2 separate regions of the Homo sapiens genome follow, and region 2 is linked to region 1. Evidence: chromatin contacts called from ENCODE Hi-C or POLR2A ChIA-PET data. All regions are on one chromosome and are shown on one strand. The core of a region is the stretch at or near the end of the contact, and the rest is flanking DNA. Distances in the headings are between cores, read along the strand shown.

Region 1 (7,702 bases), core at 3,402-5,901:
AACTTTGGGATGGAAAACTATTAGGAACGTTTCTTGCTTAATTTTGCCATTGTACGCTCTGATATTGATTGTTCAGGATTATTGAGCACACATGCTGTAATGAGAATTGTATATAATTTACTATATATACTTACATATGATAGACATTAAAGGATATATGTGTCTAGTAATAGCAGATGCATGTTTCTGCCCACTAAAGAAATGGTTGCAGCTTTTAATAAATATGGCTAAGGGAATGATGTTAAGATTACGTGTGTGTGTGTGTGTGTGTGTGTGTGTGTGCATGCACATATTGTTCTGGATTTCAAATGAGTATACAAAATTATCATTATCTTACACCACTTGCATTGGGATCTTCAGTTTTTCCTTCAAGAAGTGAATTATTAATAATATATTTAACTTTTAGAGTATTATTGTGGTAGGACTCGCCAGTTTCTTGCTACAACATCTATTCATCCCTTTCTCTTTAGAAACAAACTAGAATTTTTATATTGCTTCCCATAATAAAAAACATATTGCCTTCCAGATTTTGCAGCTAAATTTGGCTATGGGACTAAATTCTGGCCTTGAGTTGTTTAAGAGAGATACTTGTGAGAGTTCTCTGAAGATTGGTCAAAGGAAACTAACTCAGATGGAAGATCCATTTGCCCTCCTGCCTTTCCTCTTAGCTTTTAGCCTGAAAATCAGTGGTGATGGCTGGAGAGCCAATAGCCATCTTGGAACACGACGTGATTCTGAAGGTGGGAAGCAAGGCTGGGATGGTACAGAATAAAGATAGGAACTTGGGTCCTTGAGAAAATTGTGGAGCCACCATATCTACCTGTAATTCCTACTTTCAGACCTTTTTCTATGTGTGAGAGATTTATCTTATTTAAGTCATTGTTATTTTTGTTGTTAATACTGTTGTTGTTAAGCTAGCATTCTAGTTGAGCCCAAGCTAGGACTCAGAGTCTGGTTATATCTGATGAGCCCCTGGATCAGCATCCCTCAATGCCAACTATTAAATGTAATGGGTTAATGATGAATGGAACTCTATTTCACGTAACAAAGAACAACTTGTTATGCCCAAATATTACGAGGTCATATTGCTCTTATTTCTCTCTAACCTGAGATTTGGGTCCGTGTTCTCTATGAGAAATTAGAAATTTCTGTTGTGGTATTCTGTTTTTGTGTTAGGATCGTCACTGTAAATCTACTTAATAGTAAAAATAAAATCTTGCTTGGAATTGTGAATTAAATGAATTCTCCATTGTGCAGAAACAGGAACAGCATTATATTTTGTATGTAATACTCTTAAACAGTCAATTCATTTATTCAATTAATATTTTTGAGCTATTATGGGTTACATAAGTTATGGAGGGGCTTTGTTATTTAGTCAACTCATGTCCAATATCACAGGGGTCAGTTGTGAATTTGGAAAAAATAGAAGAAAAGAAAAATTAAAGCAAATGACAAAAGTCTAAATATTTTCCTCAAATAATTGTCTTTTTTTTCCTTAATGTCTTGTGTTTACAGACTGGAATTTAAGCCGCATTTTTCTAGATGGCACCAGCCTATTGGTACATATATTAATGTCAAACAGTAATGCTCAAATTACACGGGTTCACAGCTGTTTCTACATAATTTCTTAAGTATTCTTGCCACGAAGTCTCCCCCTCTTTTCTGGGAGACCTGGGGGAAGGGTCTCACATGTCCTTATGACCGGTTTGCTCACATTACTCACTTACTAGCCACCCTTGTGCTTACAAGATCCTTCATGTAGGAGCGCCACCATTCTGTCTTATGTCAGGATCTTCCAGTAGAACACTGCTGTCCCGTAATAAGGCCATATACATGTTCTTTCTAGGTTACAATTTCCCACACTGCTAACTGATGCTGCATTCACTTTAAACTGCACCCTACTGGGGACTGACTTGTTCTATAGAAATGAGGTGACTGTTTCTCTAGCCAACTCTGTCAGCTTGAAGTACTACTGCTTATGTCCTAAAATCTCTTATGGAAACATTTCTTTGTCTTCTTATTTATAGTCCTGAAGCATGCATCTTTTATTGTGCTTTATCTCTTGTGTCTCTACTGGAGGCACCCGGGGTTTGAAGTTTTATCCCAGCAGTTATTTATTCCCCGTGCACATTTACTTTTTCTAATAATTGGCAGGGAGGACTTCTACTGCTCCATCAGTTTATGAGAGAAAACCAAACTGAATCCGAGTTTCAGCTCAACTGGGAACCCTGCTACACCAGAACTTAACCTGGATTCCAGATTGCTTGATAAAATAGCTAGTTGATGATAAGCTATAATTTCTTGACCACACACACACACACACACACACATGCGTACATATGTACATACAGCAGTTCCCTTCATCCACAGGATATGCTCAAACCCACAGTGCATGCTTGAAATCTCAGAAAATACTGAACGCTATATATACTATGAGTATTCCAATACATACATACCTATGATAAGTTTATGAAGTAGTCACAGTAAGAGATTAATAACAATAACTATTAATAAAATAATAACAATATGCTGTAATACAAGTTATATAAATGTGGTATTTTTCTCTCTCTCAAAATATCTTTTTGTACTATACTCACCTATTTTCAAACCCTGGTTGTCCACAGGTAACTAGAACCAAGGAAAGTGAGATGGCAAATAAGTGGTAAGGGATGCTACCGTATCTCACATACATATATTTCAAAATACGTCAAACCATACACCTCAAAACTTGTAATTTATATCAACATGATATGCTTGATACCATAGGCAATGCCATTTTCTCATTAACTCATCTCTTTCAGTTGCAAAACACCATATAAAAGGAATGGCACATGCTATAACATGTATTTTGGGTATTTTACATTTATCCAGATATGAATATAAGTAATATACTTAGTTATAATGTTCCCTTAAGCCACTGTTTTGCTACATGCTTCTACACATTAATTCTTTTAAAATTTATTTTAAAGGTAACACAGTTTTTTTCTTTTACAGTCTCCCCTTAGTAAATGTAGCTACTACGACTATGAGTAAAAGAGATATGGATGGGTGGAGGAGATATGGAGAGGCCAGCACTTTTGTAGATAAATGCAATGTGAAAACAAGGAACTACTCTTTAATTACTGGCACAGAAATAATGACAAGGAAACAAAATTACTTCCTGAATCACACTTTATCACCTGACTGGTTGCAAAGGCACATTTTTTTTCTGTTTTCGTCAAATTAAAATCTTAACCATGTAAATTCAAGGCTGTAAAGGAAAACTCAGGATCCTTCATAGTAATAATTACAGTATTAAAATTCTTAGTTGCTAGAAAGTGGTTAGAACCATTGAGAAACATTTTATCAGGTTACGTGGTTAGAGCAAGATTTGAAAAAACAAAATCAAAAACAAAAAACCCAATGTAAAATATCAGAACATCTGAGATGTCCAAGCTGAAAAGTGTAATAAACGCTATCAACTGTAGTGGAAAGAAAGTTCCAAAGTATGAAGTCCAGAGCAATTGTTGGTAGCATGAGTGGTGGGATTGAAGTAAACTGAAATAAATGGAAGGCATTTGTTTAACCTATGATATTGCTGAAAGACAAGTCCCAGCACAGTAGCTTTCTCCTTTAAAGACTAGCCAGATGTCGGCCTTTTTAAGAGCACAAAGAAGGGAGCCACAGAAAGAGGTAACAATGCTGGTAGAGAATGGCAGCTACAGTAAGGTTGTTTTTAAATGGATAGAAATCTATGTAAAGGTGACTCCGACAAAACACAGTAGCTGTCTCCTCCTCAGTCATTTAGGCAGAAACTTGCACTAAGTAAAAAGGTGCAAGGTATTTATCAGCAATTCCCATTATCTGGTACTTTTATTGCTTTGGCATGATTAGCAGAGACTGTTTGGCCAGCGTTGTCAACTATTTGCTTTTTCATCAGCCTGATGTTTGGTCTGCAATCCCTCTAAAACTAACAGCAAAAGAGAAACTCGGAAACTTGGGAAGTTTCAGTTGGCATTCAGATGTCACCCCAGCCTACTCTCTGTGAGATTTATTCTGCATTTTAGAAGCTCAGTGGCTGTTGCTCTTTTTGATAGCCAACAAGAAGCAACGTCATAGACCTGTTTGGCTGCTGTCCTGGGTAGAAGGGTTTGGCAGCCCTAGGGAGATGAATTTCTCCAGCGTTGGACCCGCCCAGAGCGGAGAAGCAACACCCTTCCAGCCACTACTCTGTTGCTATGAAACAAAAGACTAGGAAGGTAAGCGAAGCAGGAAGTCCCGCCTTTCAGCCCCAGATGGCTTTGGCTCCCGGTCCCGACGCTCACGCCCACCTGCCACCCCTTATTGGTTAGCTCCTTCGTGCCTTGCATCCCTTCGTCCATTTCCTTTCCCGTTTCCACTTTCGTTCCCGGGAGAGTCCAGGCCCCTCATTTCTCTCCGAGTCCAATTCCTTTCTGACGTGCTGCGAGCGGGCCTTCCTCTGGGGCCATTGTGTACTGTGGAGGACGTGGACGGGGCGGCAGCGCGAGGAGGACGGGCGCCTCCCGTCCATTGGCTGCACCCGCTGTCGGGCAGTGCGCGGTTGCGCGGCATTGGCTCAGCGGCGCCCGGCCCCGCCCCCGCCCCGCCCCGCCCCGAGCCTGGGTCCTGTGTGTGCCACAGGGGTGGGGTGTCCAGCGAGCGGTCTCCTCCTCCTGCTAGTGCTGCTGCGGCGTCCCGCGGCCTCCCCGAGTCGGGCGGGAGGGGAGAGCGGGTGTGGATTTGTCTTGACGGTAATTGTTGCGTTTCCACGTCTCGGAGGCCTGCGCGCTGGGTTGCTCCTTCTTCGGGAGCGAGCTGTTCTCAGCGATCCCACTCCCAGCCGGGGCTCCCCACACACACTGGGCTGCGTGCGTGTGGAGTGGGACCCGCGCACACGCGTGTCTCTGGACAGCTACGGCGCCGAAAGGCAAGAAGGGAAGGGGTCGCCGGGGAGGCTCCACACTTCTTGCCGGCCCGGGGGCCCGGGGTAGCCAGGCGCGGGCCAAGGAGGAAGAGGGGACAGCCCTGGCTCTCAGCTGCCTTTGCCGCCGCCGTCCAGTTTGAAGTGGGGCATTTAAAGACCAGAACCCGCAGGCCGGGGAGGAGGGAGAGGGCGTCCAGGCAGACGGCGGTGAGGACTGCAGCAGGCGGCCGGGAGGCGCGTCCACCCAGGCGCCGAGCCCACAGTGTCCCTCCCGCGCCCTAGACGGACGGTGCTGCGGGCACGGGAGGGACACTTTGTCCCCTCCCAGTCCACCTTCCTCCTGCAGCTCAGACCCGAGGGGCCGGGAAGGGGCCTGAGCAGGGAAGGGACACAGGCGTCCTGAAACAAAGCTTTGGGTTGAGGGCAGAGGCGAGGAGCCAGAGAAGTGAACTCCTCCTTTCCGTGGCCGCTCTTGTCATTTTTCTCTTTTCTCTTTTCAAATGGGCTATTTGTGTGTTAATTTCATTTGGTTCTTGGGAATAACGACTCACCGCGTTGATTTAAAGAAAGGTGTTCGTGTGTCCGTACTTGGTGGTTTTAGTGTGGGACATGCCCTGCGCTTTTGTTGACAACAGAGCTGTCCCTTACGTTTGTGTAGGATAATCTTTATGTTTATGTAACTTGGAGAAATCTAACAGAGTGAAAGTGAAGTTTCTGCGTAAGGCTCCCAAAATGTATGATAGGACCTTCAGTTGTTCTGGTATTTTGAATTGGAATTAAGGCAGGAGGGGAAGAACATTCTGTTTTTATCTAGGTGGGGGAAACCTGTTTAAGTTTTGTTTGTTCTTTTTTTTTTTTTTATGAGTTGAGTATTAGTTCAGCCTTAGCTACTTGAAACGTGAGCAGGATGCATCTTTAACTCTTAGTATTGTAAAAGCAAATCTAGGATCACTGCTCTTAAAACTACTGTGTGTAAAGATTGAGAGTGTAAATTCACAAGCTTATTGATAAAGATGAATCCGGAACTTTTGGTTTTGCTCTAATCGATGGAGGAAGATGCAGTGGTACAAGTTAGTCTCTAGTTTTCTGGTGGGTAAATATTTTCAAAACCAACTAACTTTTCTTTTTTTAAATCTGCCTTTTAAAGAACTAAAATTCCAGATGGCAAACTCAATGAATGGCAGAAACCCTGGTGGTCGAGGAGGAAATCCCCGAAAAGGTCGAATTTTGGGTATTATTGATGCTATTCAGGATGCAGTTGGACCCCCTAAGCAAGCTGCCGCAGATCGCAGGACCGTGGAGAAGACTTGGAAGCTCATGGACAAAGTGGTAAGTTCTGTCTGACGTTGCCTGTGCGAAACACTATTCACTTTGTCTGTGGTTTCTCCAGATTTATTTATACTGTTAATTAATACCAACCATTGTTATGGCAACAATCTTTTGATTTCAATTCATCATTTTTCTTCAACTCTGTGTTTTTTGAAAAGTTGGATTCAAAGACTTTTTTGTTTTTTAACCTTTCATCCTTTCTACTCTTTAAGGTTCAGAGTTCCTCTACATGACTCAGTATGTAAAGTTTTACCATTGGCTGCTTTTTGTTGGTGTATGGCCATAGAATGCTTGGAAGTGTTTGTTCTGTCTTCTGTGAGGTTGTGTTGCTCTTAGATAACAAAAGAGTACCAGCAGGTTATTTAAGTCTTTGACCACTCATGACAATCATCTGGTATGATACTGAAAATATTTACTGGGGAAAGAAACAGATTAGTTCTTAAGTGAAGAAGCAGTAGTTGAGGGAGTTTCCATTTTCATCTTTGAGAATTCATCTTCATTAAGAAACTTTTTTTGTTGTTAATGGGAGAGTTAACAGTTTCTTTCATCTACTATTCCATTTTGAAACAGGAAACCTTTCGATGGCACATTGTTTATTGTGAAAGGAAAATTTATGTTGGGGGTGGTGAGGCTGAGAGTATCAGAAACCTCTGTGGTTTCTGCATGTTGCTTTCAGACAAACTATAATTTCACAAGAAGAAATCATGATGGGTGTCAGTATCCAGAGAAGTCAATCTGAATACCTTACAGAGATTTACTCAGAAACTGTAGCTGTCAGTATCCTACCTTACTAAGTATGATTATAAAATAAATTTAAGATGTAGCTTGCTGCTTTGCAAAAATTAATAATTCTTTTTTTTGAAGCAGTAGCACTGTCCTGGATTTATTAGTAAATGTTTGGAACACATTATGACTTTATTTCATAGATATCTGGGGCCAATTATAAGTTTAGTTGAGGCAAGACTCAGTATCTTTATAACTGAAGAAATGGAGGTTTTAAAAACAAATTTCTGTGTAAGGATGTGCCAAAGCATCCATGAAATCATGTGATAACATTCATCTTTGCTTTGATTTGCTCCTGTCTGTAAATATTGGCTATAAAAGCCACTATCAGTAGTAGTAGCAACATATGAATGTGACAAGATTTCCATTATTTTCATTTATTCTGATGGAAGGGACACACAGATGAATGACTGGCCTGTCATTCTACAGGCAATGGTGCTAAATGCAGAGCCAGAATATTTTTGCCAGATAAATAGCCTTAGTTTTGGGCTTCAGTGTGACCTATTTACGCTTCTGCCAATTTATTCAAATTGTTATATTAAAGTGCTCCAGACAGAATGATGTCATAGTGTCAGAATATTGCAACTTGCTGCTTGGGGTTCAGTTTTGATTTTAGCATTGGATACTTTAGAATAAGGACTATTCAATTGGAAAAATAGCATATAT
Region 2 (7,702 bases), core at 3,855-6,354, 860 kb before region 1:
GATATGAGAGATATATAAAGATATTTATTTAAGTAATTTCTTTTTGTAAGGATATGAGGGAGATGTATAAAGATATTTCTTTAAGTAATTTCTTTTTGAGACAGAGTCTGTCTTTGTCACCCAGGCTGGAGTGCAGTGGTGCAGTCATGGCTCACTGCAACCTCTGTTTCCAGGGCTTGAGTGATTTATCCTTCCTCACCCTCCCAAAGGGCTGGGATTACAGAGCTGAGCTACCCTGCCTGGCCAGTAATTTTTGATGTTAACAAATAAAGCTGAAAATGCCTGAATATCCATCAGGAAATAGTTCACTAATGAATATATTCTATACTGTCTCTGTTTCTCTCATCTCTCTCTACCTCTCTATCTGTACCTACATCTTTACCTCTATCACTATCTATATAATAACCAGAAAGGGAAGCCATGATATTTAAAAGCACAAAAACAAGTAGTGGTAACTATGTAATGGTATTACCCAATTTTTGTTGAAACCAAATCCGTATGCTTGTGCGAACATAGAGAATGATGTAGACATATACATCCCATGCTGTAAATATTACCTTCGGTAGAGTGGACTGAAGAAAAGTATAGGTGGTGGCTGCTAAGTTTTTTCCTCCCACATTGCTGTATTAACGAATTTGTTAAATCAAGTATGATTAACTTTCTAATTAATTAAAAAACTAACAAAGCTTAACAATTAAAGCCTTCTACATTCACATTTTCCTTTCTTTGGATTTATATTTGTACCTTAGTCTGCTGTGCAGATGCTGTCTAATAACTATGTAAGTCAGCATCCTGGAATAGATTCATCTTTAATTCTTTCAGTAAAAGACTGGCCACTTGGAAGTTCTTTTCTTTTGAAACTTTTGCAGTCTATGTGTTTCTGTAATAAATTCAGTCTGTGAGAGTGATTCTCAATATAGCATGAAAAGAACATATAGGAATTACCTGGGGAATTTCAGCTTACACATACATTTGATACTTAACCAACCTAACCCATATGCATGAATACTATGGTGAGCCACTGCTACTAATGTGAGTGTGTTTCATTTCTTAGTATGCTGATTTGGGAAAAGTTTGGGAGTCAGTGATCCATAAAATGCTTTTGCAGAGCACTCAAAGTCTGAGATGCTGAATTCTCTTCAGCAGAATAGCTTCATTCACTCCAAACATAAAATCATTAATTTGAAAGAAAAGAATAATTTAATTCTTATTGCTATCTTAAGGCTGAATATCATCACAGACGTTTAGATCGAAGAAAACTCTTCATTTTACAAAAGGGCAAACTGAAGTCAAGAGGATGAAGTGACTTGATCAATATCTTACAAGTTAATGGTTAGCTGGGGTCCATGATGTAACTCTAGTGGTTCCCAGGACTTCCTGGAGAGGTGAGAAAGATTGCTTTTACCTGAAGAGGATGCCCAATCCAAGCCTGAAGAAGAGCGCTGGAGGCATGCAGAGTGCTCTTTTGTAGTTGTATCTTTAATGTCCTCTTTTTTAACGGAGACTTTTAACATACTTTTGGAAGGGATATTCTTGCTAAACTGAGCTTTCTTCATTACCTTCCAACCTGATGTTACTGGAATTTATGAGCCACAGGCAGTGTGGCATAGACAGTATCACTGTTATCCAGCCAAGTATTCTGTCCTCAGGATGATCTGTACCATTTCCAGTATGTGAGCTCCTTCTCAAGAATCAGTAATCCACCTGGAAGCTGCTCGCTCCTCCTACCTGTGCCTTTTGAGCACATATCCTTGGGTCAGGACTTAAGTCCCAGGAGAAGTATATTCCAAATGCTATTCCCTGTGCTGTGGAGGGTTCTGTGAACTGGAATGATTTAGACTGCAGCAGGAAAGGGAGATAAAACTCTGAGACAGTCGGTGTTGACTCCAGTCTTGTATTCAGCTAAAGACATTCTTCACTGTGGAGACCAATGCATTTGAACTTGACTTTTGACTATCAGCTTTCCTGTATTAAACCTCATGGACATATAGAGATAGCAATTTTCAGTTTATTTTCGATAGCTTTTACCTGGCCAATGAGGTTGGGTTAGGTTAGTGGTTACTAACAGACAGCCAGAGAAGTGCCCCAGAGCTGTGGATAGCAGAGTGAACTTGCGGCCAAAGTGTTGGCTAGCAGAGTGTTGATGGAGCCAAAGGTCAGCCTCTAAACACAATCTCTTCTGGGATTGTGGGTCTGAGCCTGGTAGTGTGCCATTTGATGTCTGCTGTTGAATGAGATAGGGGCATGGTAAACAACAGGGAATTAGAGGTACAAAGTCAAGCAAGACCATATAGAAGGGCAGATACTAGAAATTTAAAAATAAGAGGATCAGAAGAAATCTTAGAATAGGGCAGAAGCCACTTTATGTATGTCTATGGTAACTGGGTGGAGGTATTTATTGCATACAAGGGAGTAGTGATGTTAGAAACACTAACAGAGTCCTTTCACCCTCATCATCTCATTCTGCTTCTCACAGTAACCTGTTAAGACAGGGAAGGAACTGAAGCTCAGAGAGGTTGGGTGACTTGTCTAAGGTTGCCCAGATAAACAGAAAACACAAAATTGAAAACCCAAGACTTCTGATTTTACACCAACTCCTCAGTCTGGAGTTTTTGTTTTGGTGATAAGCCCCTCTTTTCCACTGAAAGTTATCTTTGTTATTAATAAAAAATGCCTTAACTGTATCAATTTTTAAAATCTTTCTTTGTGAGGGGATTTTAGGAAACATACCTCAGTATGTGTCAGGCCTATCACCTTCCTGAGACTGGCTGGCTCTGCAATAAGTTAGAAAGTATGATTGTAAATATCTGTGAGCATTTTATAGCAGATATCACACTGCTTATATTCTGTACAGAATAACATATTTTAAAGAGTGCATGAAACAAATCAGTTTATTTCCACTAAAGATTATGCCTTCATATCTCTTTTCTTTATACTATCTTGACCAGTATTTTCCCATGTATATATCATAATGTCTCTGGCTTTTCAGTTTTTGTCTAAATATTCATTCAATCGTAGGTAAAATATTCAGTTTTAGGTCCAAATTTCCGGGACTCTGAGTGGACTTGAACCTTTAGATTCTCAGAGTTCTATCAATATAATGCCTTAAAGAACTGCAGGGAGTTCAAACTTTGTGTGAATTTACATAGGTGTTACTACATCCATTCCCTATGTCTGGTAATAATAGTTATGAATCGCTGCTAATATTTATTGAGCATTTTTACCTATATCAGACAACTATGCAAATGTTTTAATATTTTATCTCACTTAATCTTCACAACTATGCCATAGCGTATTTTTGTCCATTTTCATATAAATACACTGAGCCTCAGAGAACTGAGGTAACTCTCTCAGGGGAGACAGCAGTTGGCCAAACAGGATTTGAATCAGGTCTGCTAAACACTGGAACCCATGTGCCAGCATGCATGGTGAAAAGATAAGAAAAAAGGGAGGAAAAACAGAATATTTAATATTATAAAAACCTACATAACAACACAGAAAGGTACTTTAACATGGAGAGAGATTTTTTAAATGCAAGTCTCATTTTATTCCATTTTCAAGAACAGAATAAAGCAAAAGAACATATGCAGTGGTTCCTTACAATGTTATCCTGCAGTAAGCTTTAATGATTCCTCTTTGCATTAATGTGGACAACTAGTCTGGGCTCTCTGGCTCTGGAGATACAGTTTTATATTATTTTTTTTGTTTAAAGTGATTTTTATCCTTTAGGTGGATAAAAGTTTGGCTCTAGGTGAACCGAAGTGATTTGTAAAATAGCAAAGGGCTGTGCAACATGCCAAAACAGTAAGAGAATTGTCTATGCATGTAAGAAGCTGGTGGCTGTGGGTGAAAATAAAATAGTGGCTAGATCAGCTGTTGATGTGTGAACTTGTAAGGAAGACTATTAGGTCTGGGAATTCCAATTTATGCTTCCAGCTTTTCTTTGAATATTGAGGAAGGAAGTAAATGAATACATACTGAGAGTTTTCTGGGCCACATGTTATTCTAGATAATTTTGACAAAAGTTTCTAGTTTGCTGCACCCAGAAAACCTTTTGTGAATCACCTTACTATCCCCATTTTACCAAAGAGAAATGCAAAATTCTGTAGCTAAAATATGACAGAACCAGAAGTTCAATGTATGTCCTTCTGACTTCAAAATTTAAAATTATTAGCCATGTAAATTTCTGTGGATTCATAATCTGACTGTCTCTCAATTTATTTTCTGTTCACCCTTCTAGTTGCCATTCTGAGAATCTGAGCGACTTCAGATGAAAAGAAGTTTTATGAAACATTTCTACAAAATTTCTTGGCTAAGGTGTTATACATAGAAAACTACACATATGTCTATTGATTTTGTTTTTGAATTGATAAAACCCAAAGCAAAGCTCAATAATGGCTGTCTCCATGTTTTAAACTGCTAGCAAGACACTCAGACCCACAGAAAGCACAATATCAGTGTTAGTTAAATTGAACTAAACACAAAATCTCTACCTCATAACAACCAGTAGTCAATCTATTTGATATAAGAAAATATTTAAGAATCCCTATGTGATCTGAATTACAATTTTTACTTCCATTTTGAATTCCAGTTCATCTAACAGATTCCTTCCACTCTGAAGTTCCCTTAGTTCCACATTCCTCATGCTATTCCTTTGTTCAGAAATCTACAAAGGCTGTCTTTTGCCTGTCTCATATATAAACACTTTTTCTTAGCTTTCAAAGTCTTTAATAATCTAACCTACCATAACCAGCCAGCTTAAGAGTAGACACGCAGGGGGGAATATTTGAGTGTGAATAGAAGGAAAGAGAAACAATAGAATACTTTTGTGAAACGCAGGGGGGAATATTTGAGCATGAATAGAAGGAAAGAGAAACAGTAGAATACTTTTGTGAAAATTTTGTGGCTTTAAAATGCTTGGCGTGAGTCATGTGTAATTGTTTCTAACTCCCCGAGTGATACGTCTGTGCCTTGTTAGTCTGTAAGAAAAACATGAATTTTCTGACCAACTCTTACTTACTTTCTCTATCTCCCTTCATGTACTTAGTCACTCTGTGTGGACATCCTGGCTGATCTCCATTAGTGGAAATATTCATGTCTACCTCCAAATTGTTTTGTCCTTAGACATTTTTCTGACTCATGTCTCTGATATTCTTCAGTCAACACATTTGGACTACTTGGGCTATGAACAAGGATATGAAGAATGGAACTGCCATAAACTCAAGTACAATATAATTAACAAAAATGAAATGGAGAGATAACATTACAGTGAGGGTAAGGTGCTGTCTACTCAGGAAACATAAAGCCCAAATTTGATTCAGAATTTATATTAACTCCTAGAGTTTCTTTGAATTAAGAATGTCGGTTCTGAAACAAAATTATTGGGTCCAAGTGAGCATTTCCAAATATAGGTCAGAGAAATGATAGGTGAGACTGGAGACTGATTCTTCTTTCTGATACTTTGTTGTTGTTGTTACCAAATTACTATCGTTTAGTCAACAAGCCTACACTGGAAGTCCAAGGTACTTTCCATACAATTGCAATCTAGTATTCATATAGTAAAATTTTAGATGAAGGCAAATAAAGGAACACTACTGCATGAATCTACAGCTCCGTTGGTTGGCAGCATGAAGTTAAACTAGCAAAACAGCCTTTAATTCACTACCATCCTAACATGATGTTTTTTTCCATCCATTCTGGCTCTTTGTGCTGTGGATTATGGAGAGATATCATAGCCATGGCACGTGGGCTCCTCTCACTTCTTTTCTGATTACCTTTGAAGGTCTTAGTTGTGTGTGGAAGTCATCTATTAAGTCACCCAGGTTTGGTTAGCTTTAGGCTTTAGCATTTTTCCCCTACACCATTTGACCATTACTATGGTATCTCCAAGTCTCCAAGATTCAATAGAGATTTCCTTGTTGAAAATTGGTATTGTTGATCATTTATCTCCCAGAATTTCTGCTTTCACATAATTCTTGACTTTTTGTAAACTCTCCCGTGTCATTAAAAATATGTTTTTTTCTGAGTATTTTAGAATTTTAGTTAGGGGAGTCTTTCATAATTCCTAGACCACCCACCCTGCTGGACACAGAAGCCAGGTTCCCCTTATGCTTCAGTTCGTGAAGAATGATTATTTTGGACCAAAGTCTATCTAAGAACATTTCAAAAAAGTGATTAAGAACTGGCACCCTTAAAATTTAGGTGTTCTTAATGAACATTTAGGTGTTGGCTAGAACACCCAAATTTTAATAATGACTTCATAAAATGGCTCTTTTAACTTGAGAATTGTTCTCTTTAAGCTTTAGTTTCCTCATTTGTAAAATGGGAATAATAGTAACATTACCTGCTTCATATGATTATTGTAAAGACTAGATATGTATAATGAAAAATGTGAGTGGGAAATAAAGCGGGTTTAAAGATGGTGGTTGATATTATATTTTATTTATCTCCAACGGCAGCACCACTACCTTTTGCTCCTAATGCTAGAAACAGGCAGACTTCCTAAAGCAAAGGAGGCTTTGTTTTGCTGCTTCTTTCACCATGTATTGGAAATTACTTAAAAGGAACATTACTTAAAAGGAAACAAAAGTTAAAAAAAAAAAAAAGAAAAACAGCAGCTAACATTTACTGAATATTAGTTGTGCATCAAAATGCTAGTTATTTTACATTAAATATTGTTAAGTCCTCACAACATTTCTCTAAAGCATATTTTATCTTTCCCCATTATAGATAAAGAAACTGAGACTCAGGCAGGTTAAGTAATTTGTTCAGAGTAACACAGTTAGAAGTAAATAGAGACAATTTGACTTTTGAGGTTGTACTCCTAATTAATATGCTAGAACTGCAATGTCAAGGGTCAAAGTCAAGGGTCACATAAAGAATTTGTGTGAATACTCATATTAGAATGTTCTTACTCTTTGATATTCACTCCTCCTTCACCAATATTATGGCTGGCAGAATCCTACTGGTATTTGAAATTGCCTTGCCTCTCTGAAGTTTTTCCAAAGGCGAACAGAATTAAATATCTCCTGTTTGCTCTCATAGCACACTGCAAAAGCTTTATGGAAGCACACATCACTATGTTTACTTATTCCTCCCTTTTTCTCTATCCTATGACCTTCCTGAGTACAGAAAGTACTGTACTGTACTGAGTACAGAAAGTACACACCTACTTGATTATTATTATTGTTATTGCTGTTATTGTTATTATTTTGATCACTGGAGATGCACACAATACTTGCTGTTTCGGACTGGCTCAGTATCTGATTTTGAAATGGATGATCTATTTCAAAGTTATTTTTCACACAATTAAATACTTTACAAAAATCCAAGAACTTCTGACTTCTAATTCTTCACAATTGACTATGGATTTTTGAAATTTGTTTGCTTCTACGTATACCCAATTCTGCTGTATATTGGCAGCCTTTCAAGGTTTGGGAACAAAACCTTGTCTATTTGTGTTACACTGGTCCCCAGATCACCATAGGTTCCCAATAAATCTTCATTCTAATCAGCTTTTGAAAATGGGGCTTCAAGCTTTACTGCAGTCAGTTATGTAGATGGCTGTAACCAGGGCCTTCTCTTTAGGTACAACCACCTTTCCAGAATTGCTTTTCTTTCCTCAGCTCCATTTACAAGGCTGCAGCTTTCCAGAACCATATGTTGCAGCTGAATTGTGCTTTCCCCTAGTAGTAGGATATCA

What was found. A loop is a pair of places that touch in the nucleus more often than their neighbours do. ChIA-PET counts read pairs that join two places held with the same protein, here RNA polymerase II (POLR2A). Pooled maps may share reads with other maps.
Region 2: a loop to region 1 is called in a map of endothelial cell of umbilical vein, with 7 times the contacts of the local background. The contact joins the enhancer-like site here to the promoter of CBLB in region 1. A Hi-C loop is called at or near these places in 3 of 168 maps with a recorded cell type or tissue (PC-3, chondrocyte and endothelial cell of umbilical vein) and 3 of 50 pooled maps. POLR2A ChIA-PET finds 5 or more read pairs at or near these places in 1 of 52 experiments (AG04450).

Annotation. Positions count from the first base shown.
Region 1 is chr3:105,865,961-105,873,662 of GRCh38, reverse strand. It overlaps CBLB (Cbl proto-oncogene B), which reads left to right and starts at 4,651. Exons shown (of 19, transcript NM_170662.5): 1 at 4,651-4,927; 2 at 6,072-6,253. The coding sequence starts at 6,086. It overlaps LOC105374024 (a long non-coding RNA gene), which reads left to right. Exons shown (of 3, transcript XR_007095990.1): 3 at 1-99. RefSeq lists a silencer at 4,453-4,682 and enhancers at 6,440-6,529, 6,650-6,699, 6,730-6,779.
Region 2 is chr3:106,725,858-106,733,559 of GRCh38, reverse strand. All of the region lies in intron 1 of LOC105374029 (a long non-coding RNA gene), which reads left to right. Among named protein-coding and RNA genes, the nearest start is that of LINC00882, 510 kb to the left of the region's middle. Within about 2 kb of position 5,104, at least 6 of the 41 ENCODE cell types and tissues checked have a DNase peak (open chromatin) inside an H3K27ac peak, as active enhancers do; they include PC-3 and endothelial cell of umbilical vein, where a contact is called at or near this core.